Linked DNA regions of Mus musculus: region 1 is linked to region 2. A link is a loop called in an ENCODE intact Hi-C map of the cell type or tissue named here. Cell type or tissue: left cerebral cortex. All regions are shown on one strand. Links, peaks and the distances in the headings refer to the core of each region. The heading gives the core; the rest is flanking DNA. Region 1 holds the start of Gm34724 (a long non-coding RNA gene). Region 2 overlaps Gm34590 (a long non-coding RNA gene).

Region 1 (11,836 bases), core at 1,601-9,600, 78 kb before region 2:
CAAGAGGTGGGACTCTCAGCTTCTCTGCATCATGTCTGCTTGGATGCTGCCATGCTCCCACCTTGATAATAATGGACTGAATCTCTGATCCTGTAAGCCAGCTCCAGTTAAATGTTGTCCTTATGAGAGTTGCCTTGGTCATGGTGTCTGTTCACAGCAGTAAGACTCTAAGGAAGACAACATCTAAGTCACCATTTCCAGTCAAAGGACCCAAAGCTACACTAAGGCTACAAGTCTAGCAAGATGCTTGAGTTCCCACACTCTGTCACCAGAAAGTTACAAGGTCTCACATCATCATCTTGGTGGCATCTTGCCATCTAACTCCACTGTGCCTCAGACAGAGGCCCTGGGAGTATGGCAGGTGTGCTGGGGCACTGGGCACACAGCCTGAGAAGTTAAGCTTTGTTAAGTAGTGGCCACAGCTCGTTCCTGGGTTCCTGGGAGGACACTGGGAACAAGCTGTCACTGTGAGCTGTTTTCACATTACCTAATATCCCAGTGGGTGCTGTAAAGATTGAACAGTAGTTACCCTGATGGGCTGAGCTCAAATTTTGAGTTTTTACTTTTTTTTGGGTTGGGGGAGGGTTTCTAGACAGGGTTTCTCTGTGTAGTCCTGGCTGTCCTGAAACTCACTCTGTAGATCAGGCTGGCCTCAAACTCAGAAATCTGCCTGCCTCTGCCTCCCAAGTGCTGGGATTAAAGGCGTGCGCCACCACACCCAGCCTTACTTATTTTGTTTTTTTCTTTTTCCCCTCAGAGGCCTAGAATCAAATTACATTGAGAGCTATGATAATAATTGCTATTCAATTAATTGTTAATAATCGGTATCATCATCATCATCAGTGTGTGTGCATGATGTCATGTCTGTGTGAAAACATCCATGTCACAGTGGGCATGTGGGGGTCAGAGGGCAGCTCAGGAGCCGGTTAGATCTGTCAGTGGTGGGACCTGGAGGTTGGATGCTTGCCTTGTACGGAATGAGCTGTCAGCCAATGGGCTGAGTTTTTATTAACATAAAGAAACATCACGTCTGTAACTGCGTTATGTTTTATGTTTGGACAAAAAAAAATGCAAGAGGAAAGGAGGACCTAGGTTGATGGGCAAGCAGCTGTGAAATCATTAGTACCAGTAGACCAGGGTGGAGATTTCAGGGCTTGGGACGGGGGAGAAGACCCCTGGCCTCATGCCGGCCTTGCAGAGAGTGGAGGAGGCATCCCTATAGACTTGGGTACATCTACAGCGGGAAATGCCGAGAGGACGGTACCGTGGAAATGCCGAGAGGACGGTACCGTGGCAGCTTGCAGATTATGGATTTCTTCCTTTTCTGTTTTCTTTGTTTTGTTTTTTGAAGACAGGGTTTCTCTGCGTAGCCCTGGCTGTCCTGTGACATGGATGTTTTCACACAGACATGACATCATGCACACACACTGATGATGATATCAATTATTAACAATGAACAGAACAGCAATTATTATTTTATTAAAACTTTTATTAGATATTTTCTTCATTTACATTTCCAGTGCTATCCCAAAAGTCCCCCATACCCTCCCCCCACCCACTCCCCTACCCACCCACTCCCACTTCTTGGCCCTGGCGTTCCCCTGTACTGAGGCATATAAAGTTTGCACTACCAATGGGCCTCTCTTTGCAATGATGACCGACTAGGCCATCTCCTGCTACATATGCAGCTAGAGACACGAGCTCTGGGGGTACTGGTTAGTTCATATTGTTGTAGAACAGCAATTATTATTATAGCTCTCAATGTAATTTGATTCTAGGCCTGTAGGGGAAAAAAAGAAAAAACAAAATAAGTAACTCACTCTGTAGACCAGGCTGGCCTTTCATCCAGAGATCCACCTGCCTCTGCCGATATTACAAGCATGTGCCACCACCCCTTGGCTGTACTTATTTCTTTTCAACTGCTGTCCTGAAGCTGGAACTTCAGTCATCCTGGAAAGAGCTCATGTTTATGTAATGTACAGACCCAGCTACTGAACTGTTAATTTTCTCACTACATGTGTGACACCGTTGCACACTGCCATGTGCAACGTAATCTACTAGGGCTAAAGTGAGAGTCTGAAATCAGACTGGCCTGGGTTCAGATGCTGACTTTGACCTAGATCAGTTAAGTCACATGAGCCTCAGCTTTCCCATCCACAAAATGGGTATATTCCAGCCTAGACCTTGGGTTACTGTAAACTCCACACAGTGCATACAAAGCTGAAGCAAAATGCCCAAGAACTCAAACAATTGCTTCCCTCCAAAGAGAGAAAAAAATTGCTTTCTGATGGAGAAAAAAAAAAAAAAAGCTCATAATTATTGTCAAGCCATTTGGTGCATAGTATCTTAATCCAAACACCAAACCAGCAATTAGCAGGCAGGTTGCTCAGGAGACGCTGTCATCCTTTTACAATGAATAATGTTGGAAGAGTGCTGGAGTTACTAGAGTGCCTGCCATGAACATGTGAGGACCTGAGTCAGATCTCCAGCAGCCATGGGAAAAGCCTGGAATCCTTGATTGGAGAGACAGAGACGAGAGTGTCCCCTGGCCAGTCAGTACAGCTGAATCGGTGATTGTCAGTGTGAAATAACACCTCAGAGAGTAAAGTGGAGAGCGGCTTGGCCGGACATTGATGTTAGACTCTGGCCTCCACCCACAACACACACAGCTGCATGCGCAGCCACACTCCCGTGTACACACATACATGCATATGTGCACACAAAGAGAACATTTGAGAAACCTTTCTGGATGGGAATATGGTAATGGAGGCTAAGGGCATAACCTTTGACCCTGCAGGACATAGACACAGATTTAGGTACAAGAAATTCTTTTTTTTTTTTTTTTAGATTTATTTATTTATTATATGTAAGTACACTGTAGCTGTCCTCAGATACTCCAGAAGAGGGCATCAGATTTCGTTACAGATGGTTGTGAGTCACCATGTGGTTGCTGGGATTTGAACTCGGGACCTTCAGAAGAGCAGTCACCGCTCTTAACCACTGAGCCATCTCGCCAGCCCCAAGAAATTCTTAACATATTGAAGTTGCAGATACCTCTATGTTTAACATTAATGACTGGTTGACATATTCTTGTTTTATTTTCCCCTGTGCTGGGCATGGAAACCTGGGCCTTATGCCTGCTAGGTAGGCACTCTGATACTGAGCCGTCAGCCCTAGTTAATACATAGTTAACACATAATACATGTGTTTATCTCCTGTGTAAGAAGACTCGCCTAGTGCGAGTTACACTATCAAAGCTCACAGAGCCCAACTGAAAGAAATGGATTGGCTTGAGCAAGGAAGGGCAGGGCAGGCCTCACACCACACTTAGGAAAGTCCTCTGACTCTTCAAGTGGGGCTCATTATGCCACAGTCAGAGAATGGCCTCTGTGTAGCCATGTCTCTCCAACACTTAGACAATGCCCAAGTCAGTCCCCATCAACTCCAATGAACAGATCGACCATCTCAGGGCCCGTCAATGGTATTCGTGTGAAGGCCAAGAGGAAGCTCTGTGTTGGGTGGAGAGAGAGCTGAGGCAGAGTCCTGGGCACTGGACTAATCCAGCCTGCTTAGCTAGGTCACTCAACCAGTGCAAGCAGTGATGGAGAAGCTGCTTGTCACCATAACTGCAGAAAGGTGTCAAAGACATTTAATTCTAACTTATAAACACACGTGAAGCCGGGCATAGTGGCCCATACCTTTAATCCCAGCACTCGGGGAGGCAGAGGCAGGCGGATTTCTGAGTTTAAGGCCAGCCTGGTCTACAAAGTGAGTTCCAGGACAGCCAAGGCTACACTGAGAAGCCCTGTCTCGAAACAAACAAACAAAAAACACGTGAATGTTTGGCATTCTAATTATTCATGTCTAGAGCATTCAAATGGCATTTTTTGACAACCCTGTGTGACTTGAAGCTTTTAGCTTACACGTAGCCCTTGTCTTTTGTAATCCATTTCCCAGTCTATGTGAGCATTAGCACATAACTTAAACCCCGCCCAAAGCAGGATTCTCTCAATCTTCCATCCAGCTAACATTTACCGCATGTCTCGGGCAGGGAAATCACAAAGTCCGAGACAGGGATAGCCACAGGAAGGTGTTCTCAGAGGTCTAAGACATGCCGATAGAAACACAGAGGACAGAGTCCAGGGCAGTGGAGGAGAGTCAGTCCTGCCTAATACCCACTGAAGGCTGACTGGAGGTGGCAGTCTTCCTTAAGTAGATCGGGAGTGTACCGGGATGCTGGGCATCCGTTTAAACATAGCAGCCTCGGCAAAGAGCTGGTCAGGTTCGTGGAAAGACAAGCCTTGTTTTGTTTGTTTGTTTTTCGAGACAGGGTTTCTCTGTATAGCCCTGGCTGTCCTGGAACTCACTTTGTAAACCAGGCTGGCCTTGAACTCAGAAATCCGCCTGCATCTGCCTCCTGAGTGCTGGGATTAAAGGCGTGTGCCACCACGCCCGGCTACAAGCCTTGTTCTTTCTCTTCACTGAGTACTGACCCTTGCTCTGGGGCAGTGCTCTTAGGCTGTGGATGTCTCAGAGGATGACCTGGCAAGACAAAGAATGGACTTCCTGCTGAGGAAGCCAAATGATCTCAGGAGTCACCACCCTCCAGGGGATGTCACTGTGACCGACTCAGTGGAGTGTTACAGTAAAAAACAATTGTTCTGTGAGCAGACGCTGGACTCCCAATCTCTCAAGTTCCGCTGCAGTCTCCAAGCCCATTGCATCTACCAGGGTACATGTTGTTTTCCTTGGTCTTCGCGTTACTAAGTCCCAGTCTCCTGAAACTCTGCCCTGATATGAGCATTCTAGCTGTCCCTTCTTAATCAGGAAAGGCAAGAAAGCACCACTCCTCAACCATGTGACACCTGCCTCCCCGCATCCCTTTCCTGTCACTGTATATCTTCTTTTCTGGTTTCCTCATTGTTGTGGACAAATATCCAGTTCTTAAGCTGCTAATGACCCTCTGCCTGCCATCCTCGGAGCGCTTCCATTTCAGAATTGTAGTTGCCAACTGCCCACCAGAGCAAGGCCCATGAACGAAGGAAGAGAAGAAACTCCTCCTCTACCCACTTCTTCCCAGAATGCTGTCCTCCAGCAAGCTCCATCTGTCATTCCGCCTCCATCCCGTAGCCTGCCATCCTGCAGCAGACTGAGCAGAGTGTAACGGAGTGAGTAGAGATACGTCGCATGTATCTTATGCATCGTGTGTATATTCGCCATCACCTGCTCCCTATCAACTTGGGGTTCTCTCTGGCTCCTCCTACAGGATGATGCTTCACAGCCTGAGCGGAAACAAAGCCAGACAAAGAAACCCACATGGCTGTAAGACAGGCGCAGAGGAAGCAGTTCCCTGAGATGGCCGTGACGGCAGCTTAGCTCTAATGGAGCTGAAGCCCCTGTGATTCTTGTCCTGTTTCTCAGACACGTACAATCTATATGTTCAGTTAAATGCAACAGGAGGAAGTTGGGTGCACACACCTTTCATCTCAAGCTGGGAAGCAGAAGCAGAAGGATCCTTATGAGGCCAGCCTGTTGTTTTAAGTCTCCAAGTTTTTGAGGGTTACGGTGTGCAGAGATAATTGATGTAGACAGTATTTGCCAAGACTGGGCATGTTAGCAGGATGCTTTGGAAGTCATTATGTGGCGTCTAATCTAGGAACTCAGGCTTCTGCGGAGAACAAACAGGTAAACATCCCTGCCTGCACGGAGCCTATATTCTCATGGGAACATGGCCAGATAGAATAGAGGGACGAGGAATATTTGGGAGGAAGATTTACAAAGAAGGAGGCCTCCTTCCTGAACACTCAGGGTTCAGTAGAGAGGTAAGAACAATCTAGAAAAGGGTGAACAAGGCTTACAGTTGTTTAGATTTGGATGCAGGGACACTTACAGAACATGGAGCTGGAGGGGCCTGTAGGTGTCTAACACTTGGAAGAGATATTGAAAACAAACATTTTGGAATTACTCTGTTTTGTACAAAATAGGAAAGGTGATAACTGGTGAGTGATAATCATATAACAATCACTTGGAGATAGCCAGAAAGTGTAATGACAAGCAAGACTTATACATCCTGTGCTGTTAGGAAACTCAGTTATCAGAGGAGTCAAGAAACACTCATTGTGTCAAAGCTTTTGTGTGTGTGAGTGTGCATGTGAGTATATGTGCATGTGCAGTGGTGGTGGGAGGAATGCAGGATTGAGGCAGGGTGCCTGGAACATGCAGTGTCCCTCCTGCCTCTCCTCCTGATGTCTAGAATGGTAGACATGTGCCACATACTTATTTCAAACACACACACACACACTCTGCTCTGTCTGACACAGGTTTGGAGAGATCAAATATACAAAGAGAGAACAGCAACTAGACCTCTTCCCAGGTGTTGACAACCAAGATTATGTTAACCCACCAAATGAAAGTGAAAAACTCTGATGGTTTGTATATGTTCAGCTCAGGGAGTAGCACTATTAGGAAGTGTGGCCTTGTTGGAGGAAGTGTGTCATTGTGGGGGTGGGATTTAAGAGAGCTTCCTTTTAGCTCACCTGGAAGAGAGTCTTCTCCTGGATGCCTTCAGATCAAGATGTAGAACTCTCAGCTCCTCCAGCACCATGTCTGCTTGGACCCTGCCATGCTTCCTGTCATGATGATAATGGACTGATCCTCTGAAACTGTAAGCCAGCCCCAATTAAATGTCCTTTATAGAAGTTGCCTTGGTCATGGCGTCTCTTCACAGAAATAAAACTCTAAGACAAGGCCATTACCCATACTCCTTTGTCAAGATAAACACAGTTTTATTTTCTGTCAGACAGGCCTATCTCCCTAAAGTGGGGTTTGAGAAAAATAACATTGAGCATAGGAAAAAGTGGAGCTGATATAGTCCCCCAAACTGCAATGCTAGGGAGTTTTTTAAGGTTTTGGGGTACATAGAACCTCGGCAGAACATTGCAAAGTTATTTGACAGAACATCTTATCAGGGTGGCGGTCAGGGTATCAGGGTGGAGCATGTCAAACTCCAGAATATGGGTCAAGACCTATCCAAATCCAAATTCTACAGAAAACAGAAATGAACTTGTAACAAGATGGCTTTTAATCTTAAATGGAGTGGGGCTGGTCCATGAATTTGCCATCACATGCCATAGTTCACTATGACTGGAGTTCCTATAAAAGATGAGATAACATGCATACAGAGAGCTGTGTACAGATTGGAGTCATGCTGCTCCAAGCCAGGGGTGTCACCTCAGAGGTGTCACCTCAGGCCAAAGGAGCTCATTATCTTCTGCACCTTCAGAGGGAAGGGGCAGCCTTCCTCTTGATCCTGGACTTCTGGTCTCCAAAACCATGGGAAAACATACATTTTTTTTTTTTAAAGTATTTCCATGTGAGGTATTCTGTTACGGTATCTTCAGCGAATGAAAACAAACAAATTTACTTGTTTCAAATCATTTCATAGGTTACTTGACATGCTGAAAGCAAACAAGACTTTTAATTCAATTGTATCATTGAGATTCAGTTGGATCGAGAAGATAATGAATTGAGAACAGTGGAAAGCAAGTGTTATCACTGTGTTATCTTTGTTTGCTGAGTGAATAGCAGAGAAAGCATAAACTGCGTAAGAGAACAAATCGCTTGGCAGCTTTCAGTTGGTTGGAAGTGCTGTTTACACACTGTTAAGTGCTGATTAGACGTGGTTATTTGCTTCCTGATGGAAACCCCAAGGACCCCCATTTCAGATGCTGTCTGTATGGAAACTGTCAAGCTGTGTGTCCGCTGCCTCATCTACAGCTCGGACGTCACGCTGAGACTACCTGCCTGCTGCTTATTGGGAGCAGATTCTCTCACAGGACCTAAGACCTGGGATCTGCCTGTCTGTGTCCCCAGGGGTTATAGGCACATGTGGCCATGTCTGACTTTTACAAGGGTGCTCAGATTCACTGAGCATCTCCCCAGCTCCGAGGGGGAGTTTCTCATCCCACTGTGAGCCTTGGAAGGCTGACTCACACGGACTGTACAAACAGATTCCCTTCCAATTGGTATCAAGTGGAAGGAGGTGCTAGGAGGAGCTGGGAGAGGGAGGGGAGGAGGCTGCAGGAGCAGCACCAGTGTCTGGGAATGCTGTTCCTCTCTGGCAGATGGTCGTGGGCTCCTGTCAGACTAGCAGCTGGCTACTGCTCCCCTTCCTGGGTTCTGGGAGTGCTCCCCTTTCCGGGTTCTGGGAGTGCTCCCTCCTCTGACCTGTCCAGGACTCATTCTGTCAGCTAGTCGTGTATGACTTAATCACAGGCAGCCATGAAGCATACACCAGGGCAGTTCCCTTGTTATGCATTCTCCAGGCTGCATTTACATACATTGATCACATATGCTGGTCACTCCTCGTGGCCCCTGTTGCCATCAGGAGGAACACCAAATGCAAGCTAGGAGGATGCTGCAGGACACAGCATCCTGTTTGAGAATAAATGTCTTAAATTAGTATAGCTGAGTGAGAAAAAGTATAGAATAGTAGATACATAAACCAGTAACAATATTCAGCTAACATTCATACATCTCAAAATAACAACAAAAGCATGGCACAGTGCCAGGCAGTGGTGGCGTACGCCTTTAATCCCAGCACTTGGGAGGCAGAGGCAGGCGGATTTCTGAGTTCGAGGCCAGCCTGGTCTACAAAGTAAGTTTCAGGACAGCCAGGGCTATACATAGAAGCCCTGTCTTGAAAAACAAAAACAAAATAAAAACAAAATAAACAAACAAACAAAAGCATGGCATATTAAACAGATAAGCCAGCAACAAAATTGTCTGTTATTATTGTCAAGTGTAGGGGAGGAGCTGACACTAAAATCTGGTTCACTAAATGTTTCTTCTTTTTTGTTTTTGTTTTTGTTTTTGTTTTTCGAGACAGGGTTTCTCTGTGTAGCCCTGGCTGTCCTGGAACTCACTCTGTAGACCAGGCTGGCCTCAAACTCAGAAATCTGCCTGCCTTTGCCTCCCAAGTGCTGGAATTTCACTAAATGTTTCTTGATTATGTCAATAAAGACAGCAGAAGCTAATCATTGGACGGAGGAAAAAAGGTGGGACTTCTGGGTCCCAGGAGGAAGAGGAAGGAAAGAGATGGAGAAAGGGCTTTGCAGCCAGGCTTTGGAGCGGGGAGCAAAGACTAGGACTATGGCCTGGGAGCAACCAGAGCCAGTGGCAGCCTCGGCCTTCAGTGGAATTCCCAGATAGGATAACCGATGCATTTAGAGCAACAGACTCTGCACCCAGCAGTTGAGTTATCTGGCTGGTTTTAAAATATTAAGGCTGTCTAGTGTTTTCCATCTGTGGTAACTCAAGTGGGCAGGAGAAAGGGCACAGCCTGGGTGGTTGTTAGAGGTTTGGCAGAGCTAGCCTCAGGGTGGTTGGCCGGTGAAGAGGGATCGCAGTTCCCAGAGTCCATGGGAAAGTGGCAGAGCTGGTGGCTTGGCAGAGCTTGGAAAATGGAGCAGTTTGGCAAAGCTAGCCATGGGGGTTGGGTGAGACGGCTGTTGGCAGCGGTTGATCTCATAGCATAGAGGGAGCCACAGCACTGGGCAAGGAGCAAGTGTGGTTTTATAAAATTACACACAACAGTCAAGTGCTATGTATTGTTATGTGCCATGTTTAATATTACTGTCGGTAGCCAGATCTGTGTGTACAGGGTCACTGCAACACAGAGCAATACTAGGTCTGTTTACACTGAAGAGGTCAGCTCAGGAACTTTGGAAAATTCCACCAGACCCTTCCCTAGAGAAAGGTCAAGAAGCACATAGGCACCCCTCCCCTCCAGAAGGGGTGAGGAACCAACCATCGCCACCTGTGGATGGAGGAGGCCCAGAGCACATAGACACATTTCGAGACTGTTGGCCACCTACAGACAAGGGAAGTCCTTGCCACCTCATTCCCTAAGACCAATCAGCTTGAAAGTCACTCTGTTCTGCCAACCACATTGTGCCTAATGGCTGCTGTTCTGAAAACTGTATAAAACTCGCCGAACGGGCTGCATGGGGTCGTTCTCTCTCCTTCATGTACAGGGCAACCCCAGCATGCTGGAACAATAAGATTCCTCTTGCTTTTGCATTGATTCCCAGTTCCGAGTTGTTCATGGGGGTTGGGGCAGGGGAGGGGAAGAGGGTCTCCGGTAAGTTAAGGCTCACCAGAGTCTTACAATACAGTAACACCACACACTTGTGTGTTGTTAGGACAGTGTCATGGATACTGGATGTTAACTTCCCAGCTCTGTTATCATCCTCAGCACCCGTGGCAGCATGTATGCTCCATCACTGACCAATACCATCATGTGCTGCGTGACTACAGCTAGCAGCCCTGCAGTACTCCTTGTCCTTAACCTTGAATGTGCCTTTGTGAAAAGCTGCAGGCCTTGGTTAAGCTCTCCCAAGATGGTGCAGTTGGCACTGTGGGTGCCACACCTACACCAGTAAACCCTATGTCACACATACGCCAAAGCTGGCTTCTGCTGTCTTTGCTCATGCGCTCCTAATAGCCCCACTCTGGTGTTAGTAGAACTGCAACATCCATTTCTGAGATGAAAAATCTATGGGGTTAACGTGCAAAGGTGGCTGAGCTGTCACACGCCCAGGCCCATCTCGCATCAGTCTTAGCACCTGCCTCCACCATTTCCTCATCTGTTTACCTACAGGCTTTGCACAGTGAAAATGCACTCAGTCATTGTGCCCTAATCAGGCTGATAGATGGTGGGGAGAGACAGGAAGAAGGAGAAAGGCTCTAGATTCACAGTTGGATTAAACACTTACCTTGAAGATGTGAAAACAGGTATTCAAGTAGAGATAACCCAAATGCACCTTTTGTAAACACGGGAAGTGGCTTCTTTAAATGATGACTGCGATTGGGTGGAAAGAGAAGGAACCTTGCCGGAATGGAGAGGGGCCAGAAAGCTAAGGGCTTTGATTCCTCTGCAGCCAGGTGGGAGTCAGCATTTGCACTTCTTCATGATTGTCAGTGCCCTGGATGGCCTGGTGGATACTTAGCTGGCCCGGTCATCATTCTTCATTTAGGGTTTCAGAGGCAAGTCATCAATTCATGCTGTCAAGAATTTTGAACACAGGATTCCATAAGCAATCAAGGGTTGAGGAGATGGCTCAGGGGGTAAAGCTCTTGCCTCTGTGTTTGGCTCTCCAGATCATTTGTGAAAGAAGCCAGGTGGGTGTGGCCTTGGCCCTGGAATCCCTGTGCTTTTGAGGCAGAGAAAGAGACTGCAGCAAGCAGGCTAGCCAGACTCCAGGTTCAAGGGTATGCGTAAGGGAGAGAATAAATGAGGAAGCCATAGTTCTTCATACTGCAATCGACTCTCACAAGAGGTGGTCGGGAGGGCCAGGTCCCACCCTATGCCCAAAATACTGAGATACCACTTAGGAGATGTGAATGGCTCCTGCTCCTTGATGGAATAGTAATTACATGGAAAGAATAGCTCACAGAACCAATGTAAAGGACCATCTTCATAGAGGAAAACACCAAAGTATATTTATTACCTTGGTACCCTGAGTTCGCTTAGCTGAATATCACTGAAAAGACCTAAGAACACTAAAAATGCCTCAGAAGTAACCTCCTGTCCCTTAGTCCTCCACAAAGGGAGTCATGGAAAGTAGAATTCTCCCATCACACACAAACTGAATCATAGAAACTAGAACTTTCTCCTTCATCATCATCTTCTTCCTCTTCCTCCCCCCTCTTCTTCAGTTTTTGTTTTTAAATATATTTTACATATGCCAATGTTTTGCCTGCATGTATGTATGTGTACCTCACGCCCACAAAAGTCAGAATAATGTATTATTGCTGAACTAGAGAAATTACTTCC
Region 2 (11,836 bases), core at 1,491-9,490:
GTTTATTATGTGTGCTCTGATTTGAAATGTTTCATGCAAGAGTAAACACAATTCCCTTTGGAGGAGGATGCTGTCGCTTTGTGTCCCACCCAAGAACAATACTTGATAGCTGTTAAATGGTAGTGTTTCTCCCCCTGAGCAATTTCCAAGTCAGGAGAGCTGAGACCTCTAACTGCCACTGGCCACTCAGGGCTTTGTCCAAAGAATAGAGCCATGGCTGGGTGTTCTTATGAAGCCATCCTGCGCATCCCCAGGGGAGGGAGAGATTATGAAGAGAGTCCTCTGCGGCATGCTCCTGTATGTCTAAGGCCTTCCCGTCTGGAAGGCAGGAGCGTTCCAAATGTTGGCATAATGGCTGCTCTTTTCTTCTCCCTCAGCACTTAGTATGTGCCAGACTCTGAGTCTATGGCCTTTATCATTATTTGCACTGCTGTGTGTGGTTGGGCAGATTGCCTCTTTTTCCCCACTTTATAGAGGAGGAAACCAACCTTAGTAAGGTTAAGTGGCCATGCAGGTGGCTTAGGTGTTGGGTCTGACCCTCCTGGCCCTTGGTCTCTATCACATAGCCCTTAAACTCTCTTGTAGGACATGTCTTTGCCCCATAGGCCTTGCCAGTCAAGAGATGATGTTACCCAGGAGAACATCCAGGAGAGCAGTGGGAAGCAGGAAGGTAGGGCCTGGGATGAGAGGCAGGAGGAGGAGGAGGAAGAGGAGGAGGAGAAGAAGAGGAGGAGAAGAGGAGGAGGAGGAGGAGGGAGAGGAGGAGGAGGAGGAGGAGGAGGAAGAGGAGGAGGAGAAAAAGAAGAAGAAGAAGAAGAAGAAGAAGAAGAAGAAGAAGAAGAAGAAGAAGAAGAAGAAGAAGAAGAAGAAGAAGAAGAAGAAGAAGAAAAGGTGGAAGAGCTGACATGCTTTCTAGCAATCAGTACACTGTCTCAAGCTTCCAAATTCCCCTCAGCCCCTCAGCCTCTTAGTTATACCACCACAAAGATATGTCTGCCAGAGGCCAATTTCTAACAATCTAAACTTTTCGAGAAAGAATGGTGAGAGCTGTTACGGTTTAAATGTTCTCCGGTCTCATGTGTTGGGATCCTGGTCCCCACTGGTGGTATACCAGGAGGCTGTGGGGCAGCCAGCAGATTGAGGGACTGGGTCAGGCCTTTGTGGTAGGTCACCTGGCCCTGGCCCTGATCACAGTATTCTTCTCTACTTGCTGTCCCCATCAGGATGTGAGGAGCCTTCACCAGGGTCTTTCCGGTGTAGGCTCTCTACCTTCCCTGACATGATTAGCTGTGTTCCCTGAAACTGTGAATCAAGATGTGTCCTCCCCCTGCTACCGTCAGGTGTTTAGTCACAAACAGGAAGAAAAGCTAACACAGGGTGCATTTGGAATTATCTTCACACTACAATCCTGTCTGCTTCCAAACTCAAGGACAGCAAATTTTAGTGCAGGCCTGTGGAGTGAGGCTAGTCTTAGCTGGCATCCCTGACACAGATCTTTTGAGGACCCCTGCTTACTGTTACTGGCTTCTTCCATCTCTCATTGAAAGCTCCCAGGTCTTCCCCACTGTGCTTCCCATGTGCTCCACAGCCCCACAGCCTGGCTCTGTCTTACTGTCAAGGTGACGCTGCCCTGAAGGTCATCAACCATCAACTATTCACTGTTCACCCCCTAACCGATTACCTTGGCTTTGATTAAAGGTTCTCACCCTGTTCTGACTGTTTAAGCCATTGCTTCTGGAATCACATGTTCTTGCTTTCCTGGGGTACCATCCCCACTCCCACACCCTGTCTGTGTGATTCAACTGCAGTTCACAGGCTGATGATGACTTCAGCTCAGACTTTTTTTTTTCCACTCTGGTTCGTACTTGCTGGAGCTGCTGGTCGTCAGAGGAATGTCACATGGGCCCATGGTCGTCAGAGGGGTGTCACACGGGCCCAGAAATCACCAGTTCCAAAGTTGAACTCTTCATTTCTCCACTAGCTCACTGGCCTTGTGTCACTCATGGAAAGAGGAGGGCGAATTGCAAGGTGGTTCCCAGAACTGAGGGAAACCCTGAACAACCGATGTTCAGGCCGAGCAGCAGCTCATTGGAGACTTGAGTCTCCAGGAACAATTTTGTTCCCGGCGTGGCTCATGGCCTCACTTCTTGGTGTCTGTAGTTAGAATGTTGTAGAGGTGGAGGTGTGTGTCGCTTGACAGACACAGCAAGAGCCCCGAGCCCCATATCGGCTTTTTCTTCTATATTTTCTATAATGCTTGATGGCCATAGTCAGCTCCCTAGCAGCTATAATCAATCAGCCAGTCAATCAATCTCATCACCCACGAATCCCTGAAATCTTACCTCTCCCAGGTTATGTTTCTAAGGTGATAGATAACCTTATTATATCTTTCAGGCTGGCCTCTAACTGGGGTCTGCCTCCCCAGTGCTGGGATTACAGCTCTGTGCCCCAAGCCTGGCTTCTGGGAGCCCCTCAAAGTTCTCAAAACAGCTGCCTCCATCACTTGGTCCTTTGTTTAGTTTGGGGGTCATATTATCTCTTGCCTGGTGACTATTAAGCCCACTAAACCTCTCTGTTGCCAGTACTGTCCACTTTGGTTTTGTCAACCGACTAAAGACACCTAAATCTGACCAGATGACTCCACTTTAATAGCATAAGCTATGTAGTCCAGACTTCTTCATATAAAGGATGGAAATCCCCCCAGACCCTGTTTATACCGCCCACTGCTCCTCCCTGCTCTGCTGACTGCCATAGACCTTCATTCTGTGCTTATGGACAGATGGACAGACATTCACCCTGCGAGGCCCCTTGGCTAATGACCACTTGTTTCTAACATGGTGTTAGCAACTGTTCCTTCAAAGTCAGCAGGCCCTGTCCTTCCCTTAAGACTGCACATGCTGGACTGGGTTCAAGTCCTTGAAACACCACCACCATTGTCCGCTCCCTGCTTTTAATTCATAGAGTTTTCTACCTATCCTTTTTGACGATCTATAACTTCTCAAAAATAAATAAACAAACAACCGAATCCCACAAAGCAGAAGTGTTAGGAGCATTTGCTGCTCTTGCAGAGGACCTGGACTCAAATCCCAGAACTCAGTGATTCACGCGCATCTGTAATTCCATTTCCAGAAGATCTACCGCCCTCTCCTGACCACCATGGGCACTGCATGCACATGGTATATATACATACATGCAGACAAGACACTCCTGTACATAAAATAAAAACAGGATTAAAGTTATATAGTGAATTTACTGACCTTGATAAATTGTGTCAATGCTGAGTCTTAGCTCCCTTGTTGCAAAAAAGAACACAATTATTTCCCCTGTGTTGTGAAATTGAATAAGTTGTAAAGCTGACATATCTTTCTTGTGGGTAGCTCATTGTAACGGCTCAACTTGAAAAAGTCACTTTCCTTACCACCATTCCTCCTCTTACAACAAAGTCAGTGAGGAGGGAGACGCTTTCCCCCAACCCCCTGCTTGAGAGTGTCATCCTCATCAGAATATAAGCTCTGAGAATTCAGCCAAATCTGCAAATGCACTGACTAGACCTGTCTCCACCCGCTAAGTGCATTCAGTTCTGTGGCTGTGCCTTTGAGTGCTTTGCTGTAATGTAGACATTCCCAGGACAGTACCAGGGAGTGTATGAGTCTATTAAGTGGAGTGGAGTGAAGGCTGTCTATGAAGGGTGAGTGAGGAGAGGAACTCTGCTAGCAGACATGGGACGTTCCCACGCCACTACTGTCTGGGGATCCTCCTCTCTGAAGGTGTGAGGTACAGGCAGACATCAGTGCCAGGGGAAGAGAGATGCTGTCTACCCTTTCATCTGCAAGAATCCCACTGGATGGATAAACTAGAACACAAAGGGTATGCAAGTCACTTTGATGCGGGGAGTATTCAGAGTTGATGTGACTCTGGAAAGCAAACCTGAGCATGGCAGACAATCAGACAGTGTGAGCTGAAGAACCCACTGCTCCTCTGCCTCCATGGCAGGGCCATGCAACCCTGCTGTTCTAGCTTTGTGTATCCATAGTAGTGGAGCATAGTGCCTCAGTTCTCACTGTTGAAACCATGATGAACAGCAGCATTCTGGTCTCTGCCAGAAGTCTTCCCATATGGACCCTAAAAGGTGATCATGTCAGCATGGCACAATAGGTACCCTCAAACAAAGAAGCAGGCAGGCACATGCACATACACATGCACAAATGCAGCATGGTGTTCTGTGAGCTCCTGGGAAGCCACCTAGCAATAGCAAGGTCACTTCCAATAGTCAGAGGGTATTTCAGACGGAGCTGCCCCCAGGAGCCTGGGTTTGGGAAGCAGGGACTAGATCCGGAGTCTGTCATTGACTAGGCAGATTTGGGTCTTCTCTGAAATAAGTGGACATTATAATCCTAATGGGGCATTGCTGGGATTAAAATGGAAATTTCTCTGCACATACTCCAGGCTATATGAAGCCACAATGGCTTCACACTGTTGTAGCTCTCATCCTTACTCATCCAGCCTGCTGAGTCCTTTAAGAATAAATACCTCTGAGATGAACAAAAATCAGGAGGAAAAGGGAAAGTAGAGGAGGGAGGATGAGGGGAGGATGGAGGAAGGAGGGGGGAGGAAGGAGGAAGAGGGGAGGAGGAGTGGGGAGGGAGGATGGAAGAAGAGAGGCAGGAAGGATGAGAGTGGGAGGAAAAAGGAGGGGAAGGAGGGGAAGGAAGAGGAGGAAAGACTTACAACAATGCCCATTTTGAAGTATTTTCTTGTGTTATTAGTACCTTGTACTTTTCCATGTTATCAAACATGATTGCAGCCAAAGTCCAAGAAGGCTACACAACGATTACCCTGCCTCTTCCAATGATGGAGAAATTGACACCTGAAAAGACTAACTCATTCAAGGTCAGACGCAGCAGTCGAATCCGCTGCAGCATCCTTCTGAAAGGGCAGCCTGCACAGCTTGTCTCCCCATGGCTGGCAGCAACGGCGCCACTCAGACTGCTACATGCATGGCTATTCAGGAGCCGCTCATCTGCTGCACGCTGAATCCTCTGACGTGTGTTTCACCATATTATAACCATGCCCTTCATTTGCAAACATTTCCGCCTGGCTGTGCCTATGAGCTGCAGAGCCATCGGGTTCGAGAGTCTACTCGATGCTAACACAGCCTCCCATTGTGCAGCCTACTTCTCTGCAGCTTCTCCTGGCAGAGGCAGAATGCTGACCCCCTGGCACCGCTGAGTGCTTTCCCTCATCAGTCTGAGATGCTGGAGTGGGTGTCTCACTATAGAGCCCCATCTCCAAAGGCACGGAGTGTGCATTAGCATGGTCTCCTTGGGAGAGGGTTATTTTTGTCTCTCGTCTTCAGGGATTGGTCCAAAATAGGGGAGGCAAGTATCAGGAGTACAGGAAGAATCAATGTCTCCAGCTCAGCAGAGAGCTGCTCAGAATCGTATTGTTACCATCTCCGCTATCACCCGGTGCCCCTGCAGCCCCAGAGTTCAGATCTAGTGGAAGGGAGCTACTCTTGGGCACAGCACCGAGCCCAGTACTGGGATCTTTCTGTGAGATTTCTCACCACACATTCCACGAGACAGACCTCGTTGCCATAGTTACCGGAGGATCACATGATAGCCTGGTTACTTAGATGTGTAGGAGAACAGATGAAACTGAGGGGGGCTTGGCGCAGCCTCGATGCTTCGCCTCCTAGCTGCGTGCGCATCCTTAGCCAGGCTCCAGGACCTGCCCCACTTACCACTTGCCTGCTCTAGGGGTTAATGGCCACATCATACATTGCTTTCACAATGAGATCGTGCCAAACGTCCCTCAAGGTCCTCTAGTTTCAGGAACCTTCTCTCTCTTCCTAGCCCCTTCCTTCCCTATCCCCTCTGCCCTGCAGAGGTGCTATAATTAAATAGCTGAGTGTGTGTGGCAGGGCCGGGGGTGCGGAAGAGCATGCAGCCCACAGCACTTGGATAACCTCTTCTCTAAACTCTGAGGCTGGCATGAGTCAGGGATTTAGAAGCTGTGATACAGCAGGACACGATGCTTAACGGGGGTGGAGAGGGAGTATGGATTTGTCCTGATGCTGAAGGGACTAGGTGGGGGGAGGGGGAGATCTCGCTTTCCTGAGCACAGGCAGAATGTGGGTAGGGTGGTGTGGATGGACCCTCAGCCTCAGAATTCTGGTAATGGTTACACTCTGAGCATCTCTAATGAGGAGTGGTGGCTACGGCACCCTGACAGTTCCTTCCTATAGAAAGGCCATGCCCGGGCAAAGCTTTTGGAGGGGGAAGCTCTGCTTTTCTCCTGGCCTTCTCTCTTCCCTCTGGCCTTGTGACCAGTTAGGGCATAGTCACATGTCAGCCTGCTGTGAGAGGTTGGTGAGTGGGCCCACCTAACAGCAGCATCTGCACAGTTCCCAGCACATCTGTGGGCCCAGCTCACACAGTGTCTTTCCAACTCATCCAACTCTCCTTGGCCAGCGTCTATAGATGGACCCAGGCCAGGAGAGTTAGCCAAGGCTCAGCCTGAAAGGAATTCTGTCCTGGCAGTGCTAGGTGATTCAAAGAACATTTTTTGGGTCCCTGCCTCAGAAAGCAAAGTATATTTAGAGGAGAAGAGTCAAATAACTTCGCAAATGTAACTAGATTTACAGGATTCACAGAACAAGGGCTGTAGTGACAAGAAGAGATTACTCTAAAGTGGACAAAGGAAGATGGAACCTCAGATCTCAGAGGTTTGTGAGACTGTCGAGTCAAGTGCAAAATATAATAGAATTTCTGAAGTTTTTCTAGCATAACTTTTAGTAAGATATGCTTCTGTCTTCCCTTTTATATGTATTAAATGTACACAAGTCTATCAGGTAGGACCAGACTGGGATAAGATTAATATACAAGCCGGGCAGTGGTGGCGCACGCCTTTAATCCCAGAACTCGGGAGGCAGAGGCAGGTGGATTTCTGAGTTTGAGGCCAGCCTGGTCTACAAAGTGAGTTCCATGATAGCCAAGGCTACACAAAGAAACCCAGTTTCAAAAAAACAAAACAAAAGATTAATATACAAGATGACAATGACTTAAACGAGAGTTTATGTCACCTAAGTGGAGCCTGGTAGTGAGCTGCCCAGAGCTGGTACGCTGTCTTCTCTGATGCTCTGACACCAACGTGTGGTTTCTGCTTCCTTATCTAAGGTGACTCTTGTGGTCCAGACAGTATGTCTGCATTCTGGGCAGCAGCAGCAGGAAACAGCTGCACACCTTCAGACAGGGACACTTGTGAAAAGTGGAAAATCTCACAGAAAGATCCCAGTGCTGGGCTTGGTGCTCTTCTCAGGCATTTCCACAGGGCAGAACTGATTTTTACGGACACAGCTAGCTGCAAAGGTTTCTGAGAAATGTAGTCTATTCTGATATGCCTTGTATCCACTGGGGAATGCCACACCAAGGAACTAGGAAAAAAGGGACCACGGGATGTTTTTACCACCGAATTGGTAGATTGGCCCATGAGTGTACTTACAGAGAAATAAATGCACGGTTGGAGCACAGCTAAAACCAGTTTTTGGCAGTGAGTTTAAAGATCATTACTATGGATCATATAGCTCTGAAACATATAATTAATTGAATAAAGGACTGTGGATGTCTTTTCATCATTTGCCATGGTTTGGAAAAACGTCTCCCCAAATCCCAGATGTTAAAGGCATGGTCTTTCAACTGTGGTGCTATTGAGAGATGGTGTAACCACTAAGAGGTGGGATCTAGTTAGAGGGTGTTGGGTCATTGAGAGCTTGTCTTTAGGACCCTGGCAACTACCTGCCACTCTCTGTCTACTTCTCTCTGCCATGTGCTCCCACCAAAACTCACTGTCTTCATATATTACCCAAAGATAATTGGGGCAATGTACCAAGAACAGAAACCTCCAACACCGTGAACTAAAATAAAGACTAAATTGACTTCTGCAGTACTTGTTACAGCAAAGGAATGCTGTTTAGCTCAACACCACTTGTTGTTTTCTTGCTGAGCAGTATGGGCAATCCACATGTGGATGAATCCCTCCCTAGCCCTCAGCCATGCAGCTGCTGAGACAGGGAACCATGGGTTCTAACTATTCTTAGTAGTCAGCTCATCTTACTCATGGACTCTGAATTGGTACAGGCTATAGAAAGCTGAACCTAGACCTGTCTTTCACTCTGAAAGAGCAAACACTTACCATGAAGCTGAGAGGACATGAAGGAAGAGGCTGTCCACATTCTGATAGGCTGCTCTGGAAATACAAATGAGACTCACACCCAGAGGAGAGAGAGCCACATAGCAAGGGGTGGGTCCTGTGATGTCAGGGAAGCTCATGTGTCCAACTATAAGCACAGACAGCATTCCTCAAGAACCGCTTTGGACTCCATGGGTGCTCTCACTCCTACCCTTGCCTAGAACTGGCAGAGCAATGCAGTGGACAGAACAAAGGACTGATGAGTTCTAAGTGCGCACGCGCACACACATGCACATAGCACACATACACACAGCACACATGCACATAGCACACACACAGCATACATACACATACACACACACACACACATACCCCTTCATGAGACAGATACTCCACTTATGGTACTCTAAGAGTTTGTGGTGGTTTGAATAGAAATGGCCCCATAGACTCATAAGAGTGATACTATTAGGAGTGTGCCCTTGCCGGAGTAGGTGTGGCCTTGTTGGAGGAAGTGTGTCACTGTGGAGGCAGGCTTTCTGGTCTCATATATGCTCAAGTTATGCCCAGTGTGACACAGTTTCCTTCTGCTGCCTTCAGATCAAGATGTAGAACTCTCTGCTCTGTCTCTAGCACCATGCCTGCCTGCATGCCACCATGCTTCCTGCCATGACGATAATGGACTAAACCTCTGAAACTTTAAGTCCATTTGAAACCAAATGTTTTCTTTTAGAAGAGTTGCCTTGGTCATGGTGTCTCTTCACAGCAATGAAAACCCTAACTAAGAGAGTTGAAGGGTATCTGACCCACCACATAGACACACTCTCCCTCTACAGCACCTCAGACAGCAGTTCCCTCCACAGCACTTCCATTAGCCTATGTCAGTTGGGCAATGGTCTTCCTAGTTGCTGAGATCCAAGATGGAAGCATGACTGAGCTGGGTAAGGTGGGTAAAGCCTAGTTCAGAATCCCGCACCCTCCCTGCTAAACCGACATCCGCATCCATCCCTCCCTCCCTACTTCTCTCCTTCTCTCCCTCCCTCCGTCCCTCCCTCCGTCCCTCCCTCCCTCCCTCCCATCCAGAGTCTACTTTTGACCTCAAGTTCCAGCTGCAGAGGTCTTCCTGGTCTGGCAGAGGCAGCTCCACTCCCTGTTGCTATGTCACATGACACACAACTCTCTGCTAAGATGTGTCCATGGTATCCTTCCCAGCTACCATTCCTATCAGAGGTGGGGTTTCCAGGGTAGAGACTATGTCTTGCTCATTCAGTTCTCCAGTACCTACCTCAGTGCCTGGCACTGGTTGGTAATTTAATAAATATTTGATGGCAGGATGATTAGTTATGGCGAGAGTAGACAAAGACTGAGAACCAGGCTTCTGCATGAGACATGTTCATGTCCACGTGTCACCAACTGCATTCATTTATGGATGCATGCATGCCTAGAATGAACAGGGCAAATGAAAGAGATAAAGTTCCTGTCCTCATACAGCTAAGTCTCTGAATAGCAGAGACTAAAAGTCAACAACAACAACAAAAAGTGAGAGAGACCTACAGACTCTGAGATCTTCTATGTAGAAAATGTCGGGGAGGGTGCATTTCAGAGCGTTGGGGGCTGCATTCAGATGGATGGGTAGGGAAAGCTTCACTGGGGACATGGGCTAGGCAGTTCTTTATCACTAGAAAGACATACCTGAGACAGTTCACTTACAGAGAAGAGGTTTATTGCTAGTGCAGCCTCAGACACATCTGCCATGCATGGTGGGGGAGTACCCATATCATGTCTAGACAGGAAGTGAAAAGTTAAGGGCCCCATAGCACACCAGGATGTACGGGCCTTTCCCTAGACCCCACCTCCTTAGCCTCCACCTTCCAAAGAGCCACTAGGGGCCCCAAAGGGCCTTTAGGGGCCTCCGAAGATCCAAGCTGTATAATGCTAGAGCTGAATCCTCAGGAATGGTGCCACGCACTCCGGTCGAATCAGCTTGACAGGCCTGAAACCTAAAAGCCACTCACGAGGCAAAGAGTTTCACGGAAACTCACCTCCTGGAACTTTGACACTCTCATACTCATACCCTAGTCCCGAGTTAGTCTGGTGTATGGATCCACGTGCTCTCTTTTAGTATTATCTTATTATAAGTGCCTTTTAAGATTGAATTCTGACATAGCTAAGCCTTTGCCAGTGTTCCAATGTCCTAGAAAGTCCTTGAGCTGACCATGGGCTTGGAATTCAGTAAGAATGTTGCCTATTCAGTGACATTCAGAATTGACTCTGGTATTACACTATCACTTTGAACAAAAGCTAAGTCACTGCCCTACACAGGAATTTACCATCATCTAAGAAGAAGGAAGTTTGAGACCTAAGGAGGAACCAGAGTAGATACTTAGAACTATAGATAGCTGAGTTACACCCATATACATGTATTTACAATGGCCTAGGGGGAAGGTGGACTATACAATAGACTAAAATAGGAACTATGGCAAGGGCACGAAGCCCTTGACCCTGGCTTCTAAGATTAAGTGGACCTTAGGTGGAGCTCTTTTTGATCCCAGTTGTTAACAATGAATTCTATCCCAGGTGGTTCCTGTCAGACCTTCTGTGTTTGTATTCCTCTGTTTTGTGTAAGAATCCAGTAACCTCTTTGTACCTTGCTGGTGTATCACCCAACTTCCCTATTTTCTTCTGTATAAAAAGTTTGATGCTCGATTTGACAAATTACATTCAGATTCTACACAACCTCTCCTGTGTGCATCAGTCTGTGACGCTTTGCCCACCTGCGACTAGAGACCCGTTCCACGCAGACAAAGGGGCCCAGAGGGTCTGCGGCAGAATGGGAAGGACCCAGCTTTAGAAACAGGCAGGTAAACAGGGTGGTTGCAGACAGTGAAAGGCTCTCCTCTGCCTGAGGTTTACTTTCTTTAAAGGACAAAAACAAAGCATCTGTTTAGTGTATGTGTGTCTATTGTGTGTGTGTCTGTGTGTGTGTCGTTTGTATGTATGTGTCTGTGACTCTCTGTGTGTGTAGAGGTCAGAGGACAGCTTGGGGAAGTCAGTTCTCTTTCCACCATGTAGGTCCCAGGGCATCAAATTCAGACTGTCAAGCTTGACAGCAACTATCTTTACTCACTGAGCCATCACAGTATCCCCAAGGCTGACTACCTCATCTATAAATGGTAAAGAAGCACCGACCTGTTGGGTCTGGGGTCTAAATGCATGGAAGCTCTCAACTGTGCAGGGCACACAGCAAGCACGTCATATACATTAGCTCTTACCAATTACTGGTTGTTCTGTAGAAAGGAATGCTAAGCCTTGACAGTTCTCTGTAATGACGGCTTGCTTGTCAAAGTGTCCCAAGACATTGGTAAATGGCTCTGTTCTGCTCACTCGTACCCGCTCATCTCACCTCCCACCCCAACTCCTATAAAGGCAATGGAAATATCTTCAACATCGATGGAGACTTGAGTCCAGCATGATACTAAAGAGAAGCATCAGCCGGGCGTGGTGGCGCACGCCTTTAATCCCAGCACTCGGGAGGCAGAGGCAGGTGGATTTCTGAGTTCGAGGCCAGCCTGGTCTACAAAGTGAGTTCCAGGACAGCCAGGGCTACACAGAGAAACCCTGTCTCGAAAAACCAAAAAAAAAAAAAAAA

Evidence for each region. A loop is a pair of places that touch in the nucleus more often than their neighbours do. Peaks named below come from ENCODE experiments on the same cell type or tissue, not always from the same donor. Only the 100,000 strongest peaks of a DNase experiment are listed, where the experiment ranks them.
Region 1: it touches region 2 in a loop (7-fold over the local background); 3 of 42 quality-filtered maps call a loop at or near these places.

What each region holds. Positions count from the first base shown.
Region 1 is chr15:37,039,027-37,050,862 of GRCm38, reverse strand. It overlaps Gm34724 (a long non-coding RNA gene), which reads left to right and starts at 4,598. Exons shown (of 3, transcript XR_001781594.2): 1 at 4,598-5,168; 2 at 5,267-5,685; 3 at 6,532-6,696. In left cerebral cortex, for the core only: CTCF peaks have their summits at 2,868 (motif pointing right), 5,263 and 9,530; DNase peaks (open chromatin) are centred at 5,152, 8,061 and 9,441; H3K27ac peaks cover 3,357 bases.
Region 2 is chr15:36,961,303-36,973,138 of GRCm38, reverse strand. It overlaps Gm34590 (a long non-coding RNA gene), which reads right to left. Exons shown (of 8, transcript XR_875167.3): 8 at 9,435-9,628. Among named protein-coding and RNA genes, the nearest start is that of Gm34590, 29 kb to the right of the region's middle. In left cerebral cortex, for the core only: CTCF peaks have their summits at 3,150 (motif pointing left) and 5,637; DNase peaks (open chromatin) are centred at 5,221, 5,615, 5,968, 6,468 and 3 more places; H3K4me3 peaks cover 1,292 bases; H3K27ac peaks cover 4,163 bases.